Regions from separate parts of the Homo sapiens genome. Here region 2 is linked to region 1. Evidence: chromatin loops called from intact Hi-C (ENCODE). Cell type or tissue: GM12878. All regions are shown on one strand. Each heading gives the region's core, and the rest is flanking DNA. Links, peaks and the distances in the headings are about the cores only.

Region 1 (9,096 bases), core at 730-8,729:
ATTTGTCCATCAGGCCGTAGTTTGCTGAGCCCTGTCCTAGATGGACGAATAAGTGACAGAGTGACAGTGCAAAGAACCTCTCAGAGGGGTAAGGCTTAGAGAGTAGTCACGAGATGGCATGAATCCGTAGCTGCCTCTGGATCCGTCTGTAGGAAAGAGGAGACTGAGGACCAGTTTGGAAACTGGCATGGAGGTGAATTGAGGAAGAAAAAGGAAAAGAGAGCAGGAGTGAGTGGACTGAGAAATGCCAGGACATTCCTCTGCTTCTTTCCTTGTGTTTTCTGCAGTTCTAATGTGAGATGGTTAGCCTAGCAGCAGAGTGATACATGGCAATTCACCTGGTCATTCCCTGCACTTGATTGCTTGAACAGGTCTTTCCAGTTTGAGCTGTGATAAATGGGGTGTGTGATCAGGAGAAAAATTCTAAGCTTCATGGAGCAGGAGCAGGATCTGGGGCTGGTTTCTCCTCAGCAGGCATCGGGACTGTATGGTTTTTCTGCCCTCTGTGTCTACAGTGTGGTCATCATGATTTCAAATATTGGTCCCATCATCCTCATGACCTATGACATTGGCTCCAAAATTCTAATCTTTGAGAGTCCAAATGAAATCTCCCAGATAGCCTCCCTCCTCTGCGCACAGTGCTGGAACGATATATCTCTGGTTTTTTGTTGTCGTTGTTGCTGTTCTGCTGCTGCTGTGGCCTCAGTGCTCAGAGCGGAGACCAGACCCTGCCTGGCCCCTCCTCCTCCTCCCTGTCAGAGACACACCACAGGGATTCTGCTCCCTCTCTCCTGCTCTATTGCCTCATTTCCCACAGCTTCCACATACCTTTCTTGCCTGCCTCATGCCCCCACTGAAATCTCTCCTGATGATTACTTGCTCCCCATTTGTCATCTCAGTCTTAGGTGGCATGTCTTGCAGAAGCCCACACCTTCCCCCGCATTCTCCCTGCCAACCTTTCCTGCTCAGGTCACCCTCCGGCCCACTTTTTTCCCTGGCCTTGGCCCCTTAGGAAGACGGAGAACCCTTTCCATCTTTGTAAGCCTCTTGCTGCCCTGCTGAGCCCCTCCGGCTTCTCTGCTGTGCACCTCCCACCTTTTCCTTAATTTGCCTGGTCCTCCTCCACACATTTCTCTTCTCTTCTGTCCTATCATGCTAGAAATAAACCACAGCATCTGGTAGAGAGGCGGCGTTATCAGATTCTCATTTAGCAATTTGTGTTTTTCCATTTTGCACACATTTCAATGAAATGTCAAGTATCAACAGTTTGGAGATTTTTTTGTTTAAGAGACAGGATCTCCCTATGTTGTCCAGGCTGGTCTCCAACTCCTGGCCTCAAACCATCCTCCTGCCTTAGCCTCCCAAAGTGCTGGGATTATAGGCGTGAGCCACCATGGCCAACCAGTTTAGGGATCTTTTGAACAAGCTGATATGTTTGTATTTTTTTAACCTACCGTAGCATGGAGTTACATAAGCCTTCCTTTTATTTTCCATACATTTTCAGATTTTCCATCTTTGACCAGAAATTTGCCAAGCCAAGAGTTACCCCAGGAAGATTCTCTCTTACATGGCCAATTTTCACAAGCAGTCACTCCCCTAGCCCATCATCACACAGATTATTCAAAGCCCACCGATATCTCATGGAGAGACACACTTTCTCAGAAGTTTGGATCCTCAGATCACTTGGAGAAACTATTTAAGATGGATGAAGCAAGTGCCCAGCTCCTTGCTTATAAGGAAAAAGGCCATTCTCAGAGTTCACAATTTTCCTCTGATCAAGAAATAGCTCATCTGCTGCCTGAAAATGTGAGTGCGCTCCCAGCTACGGTGGCAGTTGCTTCTCCACATACCACCTCGGCTACTCCAAAGCCCGCCACCCTTCTACCCACCAATGCTTCAGTGACACCTTCTGGGACTTCCCAGCCACAGCTGGCCACCACAGCTCCACCTGTAACCACTGTCACTTCTCAGCCTCCCACGACCCTCATTTCTACAGTTTTTACACGGGCTGCGGCTACACTCCAAGCAATGGCTACAACAGCAGTTCTGACTACCACCTTTCAGGCACCTACGGACTCGAAAGGCAGCTTAGAAACCATACCGTTTACAGAAATCTCCAACCTAACTTTGAACACAGGGAATGTGTATAACCCTACTGCACTTTCTATGTCAAATGTGGAGTCTTCCACTATGAATAAAACTGCTTCCTGGGAAGGTAGGGAGGCCAGTCCAGGCAGTTCCTCCCAGGGCAGTGTTCCAGAAAATCAGTACGGCCTTCCATTTGAAAAATGGCTTCTTATCGGGTCCCTGCTCTTTGGTGTCCTGTTCCTGGTGATAGGCCTCGTCCTCCTGGGTAGAATCCTCTCGGAATCACTCCGCAGGAAACGTTACTCAAGACTGGATTATTTGATCAATGGGATCTATGTGGACATCTAAGGATGGAACTCGGTGTCTCTTAATTCATTTAGTAACCAGAAGCCCAAATGCAATGAGTTTCTGCTGACTTGCTAGTCTTAGCAGGAGGTTGTATTTTGAAGACAGGAAAATGCCCCCTTCTGCTTTCCTTTTTTTTTTTTGGAGACAGAGTCTTGCTTTGTTGCCCAGGCTGGAGTGCAGTAGCACGATCTCGGCTCTCACCGCAACCTCCGTCTCCTGGGTTCAAGCGATTCTCCTGCCTCAGCCTCCTAAGTATCTGGGATTACAGGCATGTGCCACCACACCTGGGTGATTTTTGTATTTTTAGTAGAGACGGGGTTTCACCATGTTGGTCAGGCTGGTCTCAAACTCCTGACCTAGTGATCCACCCTCCTCGGCCTCCCAAAGTGCTGGGATTACAGGCATGAGCCACCACAGCTGGCCCCCTTCTGTTTTATGTTTGGTTTTTGAGAAGGAATGAAGTGGGAACCAAATTAGGTAATTTTGGGTAATCTGTCTCTAAAATATTAGCTAAAAACAAAGCTCTATGTAAAGTAATAAAGTATAATTGCCATATAAATTTCAAAATTCAACTGGCTTTTATGCAAAGAAACAGGTTAGGACATCTAGGTTCCAATTCATTCACATTCTTGGTTCCAGATAAAATCAACTGTTTATATCAATTTCTAATGGATTTGCTTTTCTTTTTATATGGATTCCTTTAAAACTTATTCCAGATGTAGTTCCTTCCAATTAAATATTTGAATAAATCTTTTGTTACTCAGTAGTGTTCTCATAAGTAGCATGTCCAGCTGGATAACTTTCCATTTATTTCCACTAGCAAAATGATTATGTGGTGAAAATATGCGTTCCACGTTAAAATGACAACCCCCCCTTTTTCCCATCAGTGAGCAAAGAGCTTCACTTGGGAGAATCTAGCGGAATGTTAGCCCACATGGAGACAATGATAAGTCAGTTCTGATAAATGGCCATATCCACTTGGGATCTGTTCTAGTTAACTTGTGTGTGTGTGTGTGTGTGTGTGTGTGTGTGTGTGTGTGTGACAGAGTCTTGCTCTGTCACCCAGGCTAGAGTGCAGTGGCGCGATCTCGGCTCACTGCCAGCTCCGCCTCCTGGGTTCCCGCCATTCTCCTGCCTCAGCCTCCCAAGTAGCTGGGACTACAGGCGCCCGCCAACACGCCCAGCTAATTTTTTATATTTTTAGTAAAGACGGGGTTTCACTGTGTTAGTCAGGATGGTCTCGATCTCCTGACCTTGTGATCCGCCCGCCTCGGCCTCCCAAAGTGCTGGGATTACAGGCGTGAGCCACCGTGCCCGGCCTCTAGTTAACTTTTTAAAGAAGTATTATAGACATTTTCTAAACTTGTACTAAGTTAAAAATGTACCACTATTATTTTATATCCTTACTTAAATTGACCAGCAATCAGTCTAAGCTTAATTTAGAACAACATTGGAAATAATAACTAGCACAGGCCAGGCGCGGTGGCTCACGCCTGTAATCCCAGCACTTTGGGAGGCCGAGATGGGCAAATCACGAGGTCAGGAGATCGAGACCATCCTGGCTAACACGGTGAAACCCCGCCTCTACTAAAAATACAAAAAATTAGCCGGGCGTGGTGGCGGGCGCCTGTAGTTCCAGCTACTTGGGAGGCTGAGGCAGGAGAGTAGTTTGAATCCAGGAGGCGGAGGTTGCGGTGAGCCAGATTGCACCATTGCGCTCCAGCCTGGGCAACAGAGCCAGACTCCGTCTCAAAAATAATAATAATAATAACTAGCACTAACATGATGCTACAATTTTTACTGGTTACCAATTAAAATTTCTGAGAAAGGCTTTTAATAAAGTTTTCCAGACAAGTTATAGGTGAGGTAACAAAGAGTCCAGAAGTCCCCTGGGTCAGTTTGATACCTCTTTCCTCTGGACTTCAATTTGCTTATCTGCAAAACAGGAAATTTGATCCCTTCCAAGTGTCACCAGAGTTTTTAAAGATAAAAATGGAATTCAGATGCGAACTTAATACAGTGAGCACTAGAGGGCAGTAGCTGGTTAATAAGTACAGCAATTAAGACAAATGCAGGAAATGACAGAAAAGGCTTTTCTTCTCCTTCCTCCTCACCTCTTCCTTCCTCCTCACCTCCTTCCCCTCTGCTCTTCTGGTACCCCTCCCCCATTTCCCTGGTTTACACTAAGTTCATAAAGTACATTAAGAGGAAAGCTGGTCTATTGAAAATACTACTTTTCTTATATTTTCCAACTTAACAGCTTGACACAAATCTCCAAGGGGTTTACATAAGCTTTAAGTAGGCTGAATAAATAAAACCTTGAGTCAATTTAACTTAACAAGTATTTATTGAATATCCACATGTAGGCCAGAATCAGATTAGTAACCAGGTGCCTTGGAATTTTAAAATTTCTCCTCTCTTTATTAATGGATTTAGCGAGTGGAAATCAGGCTTTCTGTGATGGTTTATAAAGGTATTTTCCTGGCTCTCTTGGAGTTCTCTGTCCACCTTGCTGCAGTCTTTGTTGTGATGGGGAGACCACATGGGAGCGGTCCAGATGAGTGATGCTACGGGCCCAAACTGTTAGTGGCCGTGAGGATATAGGTTGTAGGGGACATCTGGAGTGGAAAGAGTGCTCTTCTCACACAGCTCTCTCTACTTACTGCCCCTAGGATGGTGGGTGCAACTGTGGCAAGGGCAGTCAGGGTAGGGGAATCCCTTAGAGGAATTCAGCAGTGACTAGTCTGGTTAGCCTTTCCCACAAGGCCCATTGAGTTATGAGCCCCCTCCTTTGGTTTGTAGAAAGAGAAGGTAGCAGCCTAGAACAGGTGAGAAGATGAGGTAGGTCCTTCTGCTCAAACATCCTCTCTCCGTATTTTACCAACACGATACTGACCTAGGTTAAAAAGCTACTCTTGGCCAGGCGTGGTGGCTCACGCCTGTAATCCCAGCACTTTGGGAGTCCAAGGTGGGTGGATCACCTGAGGTCAGGAGTTCTAGACCAGCCTGGCCAACATGGTGAAACCCCATCTCTACAGAAATACAAAAATTAGCCAGGCATGGTGGCAGACACCTGTAATCCCAGCTACTTGGGAGGCTGAGGTAGGATAATTGCTTGAGGCCGGGAGGGGGCGGTTGCAGTGAGCCAAGATCGCTCCATTGCACTCCAGCCTAGGCGACAGAGCAAGACTCTATCTCAAAAAAATAAAATAAAATAAAATAAAAATAAGCTACTCTTAGCCAGGCACATAGTGGCTCACATCTGTAATCTCAGCCCTTTGGGAGACTGAGGTGGGAGGATCACTTGAGCCCAGGAGGTCGAGGCTGCAGTGAGCCATGATCACGCCACTGCACTCCAGCCTGGGCGACAGAACGAGAGCCCATCTCAAAAAAAAAAACAAAACAACAACAACAAAAAAAAAACTAAAAAACTCTTAAAAAACCTGAGGACTCCTGGATGAATACTGTTATGTGCCTGTTTCTCAATTACCCCTGGCCTGAGTGAGGAACTTTTGGAACTCTTTGGCTCCCAGACTGTGGTGGGCACTACCGGTCAGCTGCCCAGCAGCCAGCCCTAGTCCCACTTCTGCCTCATTTGTTACAGGTTGGAAGTGCCAGGTTCAGGGATGGGCCTGTGACCCAAGTTTTAGCTGAAAGGAAACCTACTAGGGACTTCTAGGAGAGATTTTCTTGCTTGTAAAGGGAAGGCTGCACAAGGAGAAAAGCCCTTTCTAACCACATCCCCTTATTTCATGCTTGGGATGCTGACCATGTGAAGACTTGGTTGTTGGAGCTGTGGTGGCCTCCCTGCCATGATGAGGGGAGAAGGCACTGCCACACTGAGCGTGGCAGTGGGTACAGGAAGAGTCCAGTCTCCGGGATGCCTTGGTTAATTGACAGGACAAACCCTGGAACTGCCAACTTCCATCTTGTTCTGTAATAATAAATCTCTAATATTTGTACCACTTTCAGTCGAGTATTCTATGATTTATTACTTATTGATAGCAAACACTTAGAAAGTACTTACACTATGGGCCGGGCACAGTGGCTCACGCCTGTAATCCCAGCACTTTGGGAGGCCGAGGCGGGTGGATCACCTGAGGTCAGGAGTTCGAAACCAGCCTGGCCAACATGACGAAACCCCATCTCTACTAAAAATACAAAAATTAGCTGGGCGTGGCGGGGGCAGAGTTTGTAGTGAGCCAAGATTGCACCCCTGCACTCCAGCCTGAGCGACAGAGCAAGACTCCACAAAAGAAAGTACTTACACTATGCGCCAGATTCACTTTTACATATACTAACTCATTTCAATTCCACAACAACCTTTTGAATAATTTTAATCCTTATTCTGTAGATAAGGAAACTGAGACACAGCGAAGTTTAAGGGCCTTTCCAGAGGTCACTTGCCCAGATAGCCTGGCTCCGGAGTTGCCACTTTTTACATTCTTATAACTGGAATGATACACGGTGTAACCAAAAAGAGGTTTGCACTAGATTGGAAATGTTCTAGAAAGCTTTTTGTTGTTGTTTTTGTTGTTGTTGTTTGAGACAATTTTGCTTTGTCACCCAGGCTGGAGTGTAGTGGCGCAAACACAGCTTACTGCAGCCTCCAACTCTCGGGCTCAAGTAATCCTCCTGCCTCAGCCCCCCAAGTAGCTGGGACTACAGGCATGTGCCACCACGCCCAGCTAATTTTTGTATTTTTGTAGATACAGGGTTTTGCCATGTTGGCCAGGCTGGTCTCAAACCCCTGGACTCAAGCAATCTGCCCATTTCAGCCTTCTGAAGTGCTGGGATTACAGGCATGAGCCACCATGCCTGGCCCTAAATAGCTTTTATTTTTATTTATTTATTTAGAGACAGAGTTTTCTCTTGTCGCCCAGGCTGGAGTGCAATGGCATGATCTTGGCTCATTGCAACCTCTGCTCCTGGGTTCAAGCGATTCTCCTGCCTCAGCCTCCTGAGTAGCTGGGATTATGGGTGTGCACTACCATGGCCAGCTAATTTTGTATTTTTAGTAAAGGAGATGGGGTTTCACCATGTTGGCCAGGCTGGTCTTGAACTCCAGACCTCAGGTGATCTGCCCGCCTCAGCCTCCCAAAGTGTCGAGATTACAGGCATAAGCCTGCCCCTAGATAGCTTTTTATTTTGGTTTTTAGACGGCATCTTGCTCTGTCACCCAGGCTGGAGTGCAGTGGCACGATCTCAGCTCACTGCAACCTCTGCCTCCCGGGTTCAAGCAATTCTCCTGCCTCAGACTCCCAAGTAGCTGGGATTACAGGCACCCACCACCACACCCAGCTAATTTTTTAATTTTTTTGTAGAGATGGGGTTTCACCATGTTGGCCAGGCTGGTCTTGAACTCCTGACCTCAAGTGATCCACCCGCCTCGGCCTCCCAAAGTGCTGGGATTACAGGTGTGAGCCACTACACCCAGCCTAGATAGCTTTTAAATGGTGTTGAGCCGAATGATACCTTGAGCCGAAAGCATGGAAATGAAGAGGTCAGTGGTCTCATTCTGGAGTGGGCTTCATACACTTTCCCAGTTGCTGATCACCTGTACCAAAGTTAAGAGTGACTCCTCAGGGACACGCCGGAGCAGAGAACCCATCCTGTTTCCGTGTCCTGTCATCTGGGTTAATAGTACCGCCAGCCACCCAGTATCTCCTGTATTGAGCAACTTCAAAGTCATACTCTGTTTCTCCTGCTGCCTCAGCCTCCACATCCAATGTCTACCAAATATTACCTATTGTCTTTCAAAGACGCCTCTCAAAGTCAGCCGTCCCCACTGCTGCCTCCTGTTTGGTCTCCCTAACTTGCTTCTCCTTGCTCTGCTCCCACATCATATATTCCCTCCTTACGACTTCAAGTTACATTAAAAGCACAGCACACAGTACATGTAACTCCACGCATGACACTCTGTGCTCCCAGTACCTCTAGGGATGATTACCAGTTGCACGTGGCAGGTGTACCAAGGCTCCCCATGCACTAGCCCCAACCTAACCACACTGCAGCTACCTCTGTCCCGTGAAACCTGGGCTGTAGCTACACCACCCTTTTCAACATTTCTCAGTATTGCCAGACACTTTGACGAGCCATCCTCTTCCCTCTACTTGTAAATTCCTTTCCCCCTTGTTCACTTGGCAAATTTCCGCTCATCCTTCAAGACCACGATCACACGTCACCTCCACCAGAGTCTCCCCACACTCTCCCGGGAGACGTATCAATTCCTCCTGGGTTTCTGACACAGCTCGTGATTTATACCATTAGTGAAACACTTCCATGGAATCATAATGTATCAGGTTATATATTACCCCACTAGACTGGGATACGTTAGACAGCAACATTTCTCTGATTCCATCATGCTTAACAGTGTGTCTGGCACATAGGCATTCAATAAGTGATCATGAGTGAATTTTATAACCCGTTCATTGAAGGTCATTTCTTTCAGCAATGGGCAGTAATGTGATTTGGCTGCATACAGAACAGCTTCTATATCATGCAGTGAAAGTGAACGCACTGACGTGCATTTTGTAGCAGAATGGGATAAAATCCAGGTACACAGTAATGAAGTGTATACTCTCACTTCAACTAAGACCGTGTGCAGAGGGATGGGTAGATAAGTATTTGATTTTGTTTATTTCTCTCCTTTGGGTTCAG
Region 2 (9,096 bases), core at 828-8,827, 150 kb after region 1:
TCTTCCCTGTATGGTACCAGCATCCTTAAACCTGTTTTTAATTTTTTTCATTCATTCGTTCATTCGTTCATTTGTTCCTTCATTCATTCGTTCTTTTAATCTGCAAAGGCTCTGTCACCCATAAATCTTATTTTTAGATCCATCTTTCTCCTTCTAGGTTTGCTGGAACACAACTGCTGTTTGTTTTTTGTCCCCTTTTTATAGATTGATGTTTGTGGTAAATTTACTTCTGTATACATGAAGACCTCCCTTTATAATTTCCCCTGGAGATTCTGATGTCCTAATTCACTATTAGGACATCAGAGCCTTTGTCATTTTATTTACATAGGCACGTCTAGGAAATACAGCATATAGTTATTTATTCTCTTCTTATGTTGATGTAAAATCTGATACTTGGCAAACTAAAGAAAGAGTGCAGCTCTTCGTCTAAATTAGTCCTGCATAACTCGGGGAGAAAATCTGGGGTTTTCCATCCTGAGACTAGTAGTGATTCTAGGAGCAACTGCTACTACCAGCTTTTCATCTCCCTTGATTTGATAATACTGTGAACTTGAAAACTTTTACAAAGATGTATAATTTTAAAAATCCCTCTTTTTCCAAGAAGTGTATTTGCTAGCCTTTTGTTAGTGGCAACTGATTCCAGATACTGATCTAACCCCAGTCTGGGTGACATTCTCCCTTCTAGTCCCATTTTCCTTAGAAAGCTCCCTAGCTTTTGTCATGCCCGAGAATGAAAGCTGCTTTTCGCTGGGACTATAACAGAGTATCAGATTATGGTTGTGATAACCCTGTTCTCTTCTGAAAGACTTAAGAGTCTGTTTGGTTGGCCGGGCGCGGTGGCTCACACCTGTAATCCCAGTACTTTGGGAGGCCGAGGTGGGTGGATCATGAGGTCAGGAGTTCGAGACCAGCCTGGCCAACATGGTGAAACCCTGTCTGTAGTAAAAATACAAAAATTAGCTGGGCGTGGTGGCGGGCACCTGTAATCCTAGCTACTCGGGAGGCTGAGGCAGGAGAATCACTTGAACCCGGCAGGCAGACGTTGCAGTGAGCCGAGATGATGCCATTGCATTCCAGCCTGGGGGACAAGAACAAGACTCTGTCTAAAAAAAAAAAAAAAAAAAAAAGTTTGGGCTCACACTGTTGTATATGTGTTTATAGTACATTTGGAAAGAAAAGATAATTATTTGGTAAATTATTTATATAGCAAGGTAAGACATAGTAAACCTATGTGTCTTGAGTGGATCACATGGGAAAGTCTCACTGTGTTCATTCATTTATGCTACCTGCTCGCTTAGTGGAAATTCTTTAGATCAGCTTCTCACTTCCTCTTTTGTAAGTGGTGATGTGACCAGATGCTGGCTACATTAGGGAAACCAGGGAGAAGGAATGGGGAATTCTGGGTATTAGATGTGTTTTTATATTGTACAGAGTTGTAGAAAGAATGAATAGATTTAACCTCAGGTTTATAATAAGCTTCGGGAAGGAGGGATTGAGCGTAGGGCATTGCTAATGATGTCACATTTTTTAAAAGATGGTTGTGGTATTTGGCTCCTGCTTTAATAGAATAACATATATGTGAGGGTATGTCTGTTTTCCCTACTTGTCAGGTGATAGTGGCCACCTATCTGTAGGTGTTAAAATTTAAAAGGTGCCTGCTAGTACTTGTTTATGTCTCTTCTTCATTATGCTGAAATGACTTCATTGCCTTTTGTGGACAAACCTAGTTTACTTGTCTGCACAGTACTTCTGCCACCACCCCCCCTCCTGATTTTTACTATATTGTTGTGGGGCCTTCCCATAATAAGTACTAAAGCATTAGCAGAAAGAATAATTTTCATGTTTTTGATAGAGGAAAGATCAAAAGCCTTTATTTCTATTTTATATGACCCTGCAGTAGGCAGAACAACCTTGTTTCTTAACAGCATTCCTTTTTTTTTTTTTAGGATCAGGTTTTACTGCTGAAAACGTTTGTTGCACTGAGGGCCTGTAGTACTTCTTACTAATAGCCAAGATATATCGTTGATAATTTATAGGTTTAAAGCATTTTTGCCATGGTGTAAAATTAAGAATGTACTATTAGCTTAAATTTTCTTGAGGTTGCTTTTCTTGTTATATACCCATTTAACTGATTGACAAAATCAGTGTGTTTCTAATAGTTGGTTTTATTGAAAACAATAGTATTGTCAATGCTAAATTTCTCTCACAGTTTCTTTTTTCTTTTTCTATTTATTTATTTATTTTATTTTATTTTATTTTATTTTATTTTATTTTTTATTTGAGACGGAGTCTCGCTCTGTCGTCCAGGCTGGAGTGCAGTGGCGCGATCTCGGCTCACTGCATGCAAGCTCCACCTCCTGGGTTCACGCAATTTTCCTGCCTCAGCCTCCTGAGTAGCTGGGACTACAGGCGTCTGCTACCACGCTTGGCTAATTTTTTGTATTTTTAGTAGAGACGGGGTTTCACTGTGTTAGCCAGGCTGGTCTCGATCTCCTGACCTGGAGCTGCGTGCCTCAGCTTCCCAAAGCCCTGGGATTACAGGCATGAGCTACTGTGCCCGGCCTTTTTTATTTTTATTTTTTGAGACAGGGTCTCACTCTGTCGCCCAGGCTGGAGTGCAGTGGCGTGATCTCGGCTCACAGCAACCTCTGCCTCCCAAGCTCAAGTGATACCCCTGCCCCAGCCTCCCGAGTAGCTGGGATTACAGGCGCATGCCACCACGCCTAGCTAAGTTTTGTATTTTTAGTAGAGATGGGATTTCTCCATGTTGGCCAGGCTGGCCTCGAACTCCTGACCTCAAATGATCCACCCACCTCGGCCTGCCAAAGTGTTGGGATTATAGGTTTGAGCCACCATGCCCGACCTGTTTTTTCATTATATACTTTTTATTTTGGTTTCTCCTGCCCACTTTCATTTCTGAGTTTCTACTGACAATGCAGCAACACCTGATAGTATAGATAAAAAGAGAGATTTTCATGTCTACTGTAAGAACATGTGTATTTGCTTTAAATCTTAGAGTAAGCTTCCCTACTTTAAGAGGATACAATGTCCATAGCTAGTTTTGTACAAATCTAATTTTACCTGGCACACCTTTGTTGGGAAACAGAAACAAGGTTTATTAGAACCTTTAGTACCAAGAACTTTTGAATAAAGAAGGTATTATTTTGTATGATGTGTACTGAAAACTTGGCATTTGCTGAATGTTCTGTTTCATATTCTAAGCCTGAAATTGCAGGGCTACATTTTCCTATGATAACTTCCTTTATTTCATCAATACCCTAATAAGGAAATTTGTTTCCCAAGTATTCAAACTTCTTTTTTAAAGGAGTTTCTTTGTCTGGTATCTTAGCCTTTGTACTGTTAAAAACATATAGGAACCTGTTGATAATTTTTTTTACTGTTGGTTTGTAAGATTAATTCCTCATTAAGAAATTATAATAAATCTATTGTTGAGATAAGGCTGTTCTGATAATATGACAAGTATCAACAAGTACTTCCTTTTGAATCTTTGCCAATTTGTAACATTGTGTTTCTTAAAATTGATTATACCTTCAGTTTGAGGCTGGGCACGGTGGCTCACGCCTGTAATCCAGCACTTTGAGAGTCTGAGGTGTGCTGATCACTGGAGGCCAGGAGTTCGAGACCAGCCTGGCCAACATGGTGAAACCCCGTCTCTACTAAAAATACAAAAATTAGCCAAACGTGGTGGCATGCGCCTGTAATCCCAGCTATTTAGGAGGCTGAGGCAGGAAAATTGCTTGAACCCGGGTGGCGGAGGTTGCAGTGAGCCGAGATCAGGCCACTGCACTCCAGCATGGACAACAGAGCAAGACTCTGCTTAAAAAAAAAAAAGAAAGATTGATTATACTTCAGTTTGAGAAATATTCAAAATAACTAATTTAAATACCTAAATATTTGCCCATTTGTGCTACTTTACCACACAACATGTACTGTATGTTAGTATGGATATATATTTCTCCCCAAATCTTCATAACATATGATCAGAGAAGAATGATATTGATAAACTCCATCATTAGATTCCTCAACTCAGCAGAGCACCTGGAGTTTGGACTTAATGTTCATTGAGTTGTAAACCTGGTGCTGGCCTGTTGTGTTATTTTGTGTCTGGGGTACATCGCATAACAATGAAATTTGTGAATTCCTATTTGAAAATTGCTAGTTGATTATTGGGCACAGTGGCTCACACTTGTAATCCTATCACTTTGGAAGGGTTGAGGTGGGAGGATCCCTGGATCCCTTGAGGCTAGGAGTTTGAAACCAGCCTGGGTAATATAGTGAGATCCCCGGCTCTACAGAAAATAAAAATTAGCTGGGCGTGGTAGTGCACTCCTGGAGTCCCAGCTACTTGGGAGGCTGAAGTGGGAAGATCACTTGAGCCCAGGAGTTTGAGACAAGCCTGGGCAACATGGCAAAACCCCATCTCTATAAAAAATGCAAAAATTAGCTAGGCATTGTGGTGTGCAACTGTAGTCCCAGCTACCCTGGAGGCTGAGGTGGGAGGATCACCTGAGTCTGGGAGGCAGAGGTTGCAGCGAGCTGAGATCATGCCACTGAACTCTAGCTTGGGCAACAGAGCAAGACCCTGTCCCCCCAAAAACAAAAGAATTTATTTTAGCTGTGCTTAAAAAGAATGAGAGCAGAGAGGGCAGTTTTCCCTTGTTGACATGTTAATCTTTTCCCTATTAGGTTTTTGGGGCCTCAGGACAGTGAGGCTTTCAGAAGTGTCTTATGAAGCAGTTGAGTATAATTGACCAGGATGTTGACATTCGTCATCATGATGCCTTCATCTGGAACTCTGTTCTCAATTTTTTCGTTTCCTGGAGTAATTCAGGTTTTAGAAAGCTTTGGTCACAGTAGCAATTTTTAGCTCTAACAGAAAAAGAGCATAGTAATTGCAAATCTTTAATATTCAATGCCTGATTCCTTGCAAAAAATATTATAAAACTACCCAGAGTAACTATGATACTTCAATTCTTTTCATATTTAAAATCACTTATATGTACTCAGACTTAATGTATCTTGAAGTAGGTTAAAAGGCTTTGAATATAGCACTGTAATTGCCCCTACCTCTCTCTCAAACAGGTGTGTGGTGTCCCTTTACTTCACCTACTGGGTCCAAAGCATTTCTTTATACTTGTCATCTCAGTGAGATTTGGCATGATTGAAATGTTATTTCCGTGGATAAATATTCTGTGTTTTAAAATCCCATTTGTGTGAAATTATATTTTATGTTCTATGAAGTTGTATCAGAAAAAATATGCTCCCCAACCCTCAGTCATATCTGTCTTCCTTATGTATAAGCTTTTAATTCACTGCTTGTTTTGGATATTGTCTGGAACATTAGAAGAGGAGTGGTTCATTTTGGGCATAATTTGAGTTTCTCTTCTAGAACTTTATAGCATTCCAACTCTAGCACATTTTATGGTGGTTGCTTGGTTGTCCTCCTGCATCTGTTCCTTGAACTTGTCTTGTCAAGTGAAGTTGCATAGCAGCAATTTTGGTAGTAGACTGGCTGCATTCCAAGATTGCATGGGCAGTCCTGTCTTGACATTTAATGAGCTGATGAAATGACTCAAAAACTGGATGTGATGTCTGTAGAAGATTTGCCATTACTTCTTCTTTGTGCAGATAATGTTATGGTTAACCCACGTCTATTTCCTCTTGTAGCCTATATTCTCAGTGTGGTTTAGAATATTTCAGAATGTTAAACCAATGTGCCACAGTGTGGTCAAAGCAGCTGAAACCACTGGAGACTCTGGTTCAGATTTGGAGTTAGATTTTAGAAGTGACAGAAGCCTAATTTCAGTTTAACTAATTAAACCACTCTGAGGTAATACAGTGAAGTACACCCTTAAGAGTTGTCAGATTTAATTAACATTGGCACAGTTTTTAAAGCATAAGTGTAATCTTTTGGAATTGCCTAAAGTGGTTCATTTGTTCTGGGTTCAGAATATACAAACAAGCTTTTGCCAGGATTTGTGTTATTTTAAACATAAGGAGCTTAAACTGTATTTATAGACCTAGTAACCTGTCCAAAACTTTTACAGGAATATGAGAAATGGAATAGTGATTTCTTTAAGACAGAGCAACATGTTCTTATTTCACTATGGTTAACTTGTGCCCGGTAGAAAAAGATTGTGTGGCTGGTACAAGAGAAATACTTAGTGGAGAAGTCAGTTTTCTAATAGTGTCACCTCTACAAAAGTAATGGAAGGAAACATTTCAGAAATTGGACTTTGTGTGAAGGAAAATACATTATCTGTGTGTTTAGATGCAAAGTCTCACAGTCAGATATTGTTTAAGCTGGTGATCCCTTAATCTCTTCGGAGGATCCTTATAATTCCTTTCTATACCATACTAACAAAAATGATAATAGCGTTTATTTATTTATTTATTTATTTATTTATTTATTTATTTTATTTTTTTTTGAGACTGAGTTTCACTCTGTCGCCCAGGCTGGAGTGCAGTGGCACAGTCTCGGTGCACTGCAAGCTCCACCTCCCGGGTTCACGCCATCCTCCTGCCTCAACCTCCTGAGTAGCTGGGACTACGGGCACCCGCCACCACGCCTGGCTAGTTTTTTGTGTGTGTGTTTTTAGTAGAGATGGAGTTTCACCATGTTAGCCAGGATGGTCTTGATCTCCTGACCTGGTGATCCGCCCTCCTTGGCCTCCCAAAGTGCTGGGATTACAGGCGTGAGCCACCGCGCTCGGCCAATAATAGCATTTATTAATAACAGCAGTTATCATCATCATTATTATTTGTGTGTCCTTGGACTTGCTTCTTAGCTTTTTCTCTTCATTTTTTAAAAATTATGGAAAATGTCAGAGTATAGAAAGCAGAGTAGAGACGACCATGAACTACCTAGTTTTAACCATTGTTAGTACATGGCTGATCTAGACTGCAGCGTGTCTTAAGCAGGAGGGCTAAGGAGATGGCAGAAATGGGTTTTCTAATAATATATCTATGGTCTTAATACTTCCTTTTTGACATAGCCTAAAATAAATGAAAGAATCAGGTCTTTGTTGCTCCTTCTAACTAACCTCTTAGCTAGTGTTTTATATGTAAACTTGCAAATGTGACAAGAAGAAAAAAAGTAGTTTTTTTCATCTAAGACGTGTGTGTGTGTGTGTGTGTGTGTGTGTGTGTGTGTGTGTGAAGTAATTTTAACTTCATATTAGAATTAAATAGTATATAGCTTGGAAGAAAGAAAGACCAAATAAAAGACATTTGTTTGAAGCTTTAGTGAGCCTGATCGATCTGAGGTAAGCCTGAAGGTGACAGGTATAGAGGGGACAGTGATGTAAACTAAAAAAGGAACCAATTAATTTTATTATAGGCTGTATGTAGTCACCACTCTGAAGACTCTAATCCAGCACAGTGCAATATGTAGCCACTAATTACATGTGGCTCTGCAGAACTTAAAATGTGCCTAGGTTGAATTAGGATGTACTTTAATTGTAAAACACATTCTAAGAGACCTAGTATTAAAAAAAAAACCATAAATGTCATTAATAAAATTTTAATATTGATTACAGGTTGAGAGAAAAGAATTTTGGATGTGTTAGATTAAATAAAGTATACTATTAAAATTCTGTCTACTGTTTTATACTGTTTTTGAGATGAGTCTCATTCTTTCACCCAGACTGAAGTGCAGTGGTGCGGTGTCAGCTCACTGCAACCTCTGCCTCTCAGGTTCAAGCAATTCTGCCTCAGCCTACCGACTAGCTGGGATTACAGGTGTGCATCTCCACACCTGGCTCATTTTTGTATTTTCAGTAGAGAGGGGGCTTCACCATGTTGGCCAGGCTGGTCTTGAACTCCTGGCCTCAAGTGATCCACCCGCCTTGGACTCCCAAAGTGCTAGGATTACAGGTGTGAGCGAAAACATTCTCCTGGCATGTTTTGTACTTTTTAATATGACTACTAGAAAATTTTAAATGGACACATACGGCCTACATTGGTGGCTTGTGTTATATTTCTCCTGGACAGTGCTGTTTTAGATCCAAACCTATTGTAAAAACTACACCAGATGAGAACAAGGAGATCAGGAATTAAAGGAAACAGTGTGCTTACAAAACGTGGTTTTAAAAAAATCTTTAATAAATCTTAATTACATTGCTTAACTTGAAATAGACATGAATTGATAGATCTTGCTTTTGTATTTACGTCATTACCAAAAAAAGACCTTTTAGTTTTTGCTTTTCGAGTGAGAGAACAAGGAATGGTTGGAAGGGACTAGTGCTCAAGTGAGTAAAGCAACCAAATCATTAGTTGTGCCTTCTCAGGAACTATTTTGAGTTCTTCGCCACTGTGCCATTCTTAATACCTTCATTGTTAATACCTTTGTTGAGCTTGTTAATACTTTGATCGTGGTCTTCATTTGTTGTCCTTTCAGCAAATGTTGCTGAAGACCTTTTTCTTTTCATTGTTTGCTTTGCTCTCTTCTTCCTGAGACCCTTGCTTGTATCTAGAGCAGTATTAACACTGATCCAAACCCCAGTTTTCTCAAGGGACTGAAGTGAAGATGAGCAAAGTATTTCTGATCTATAATCCTTTATCTGCAATTCTGAAATCCAAAGGGCTCTGAAAACCAAATGCTGCTTTTGTTAATTGATTTGGTGGAAAACTTGATCTGAACCAGTGTGAGACTATTTGTAGTCTGTCCCACACTGCGGGCATACTTTTATTTATTATTATTATTATTATTATTATCATTTTGAGGCAGAGTTTGCTCTTGTTGCCCAGGCTGGAGTGCAATGGTGCGATCTTGGCTCACTGCAACCTCTGCCTCCCGGGTTTAAGCAACTTTCCTGCCTCACCCTCCCAAGTAGCTGGGATTACAGGCGTTAGCCACCACTCCCGGCTAATTTTTCTATTTTTAGTAGAGACAGGGTTTCACCATGTTTGTCAGGCTAGTCTCGAACTCCTGACCTCAAATGGTCCTCCTGCCTTGGCCTCCCAAAGTGCTGGGATTACAGGTGTGAACCACTGCGCCTGGCCGTGTTTTATTGCAGAAATATTAACATGTTTGGCTATAAATAGTGCTGCCCTGAACCCAAGTAGAGGTGATAT

The links. Hi-C counts contacts between places; a loop is a spot of excess contacts. Peaks named below come from ENCODE experiments on the same cell type or tissue, not always from the same donor. Only the 100,000 strongest peaks of a DNase experiment are listed, where the experiment ranks them.
Region 2: a loop joins it to region 1, with 2.4 times the contacts of the local background. A loop is called at or near these places in 8 of 110 quality-filtered maps.

The regions. Positions count from the first base shown.
Region 1 is chr12:12,323,367-12,332,462 of GRCh38, reverse strand. MANSC1 (MANSC domain containing 1) reads left to right here. Exons shown (of 4, transcript NM_018050.4): 4 at 1,505-6,407. The coding sequence ends at 2,436. Among named protein-coding and RNA genes, the nearest start is that of MANSC1, 22 kb to the left of the region's middle. RefSeq lists an enhancer at 6,656-7,156. In GM12878, for the core only: a CTCF peak has its summit at 4,477 (motif pointing right); a DNase peak (open chromatin) is centred at 4,482.
Region 2 is chr12:12,168,875-12,177,970 of GRCh38, reverse strand. All of the region lies in intron 7 of LRP6 (LDL receptor related protein 6), which reads left to right. Among named protein-coding and RNA genes, the nearest start is that of MIR1244-4, 61 kb to the right of the region's middle. RefSeq lists a silencer at 5,714-5,763. In GM12878, for the core only: no CTCF peak of the experiment used is centred there; DNase peaks (open chromatin) are centred at 1,320, 4,817 and 5,670.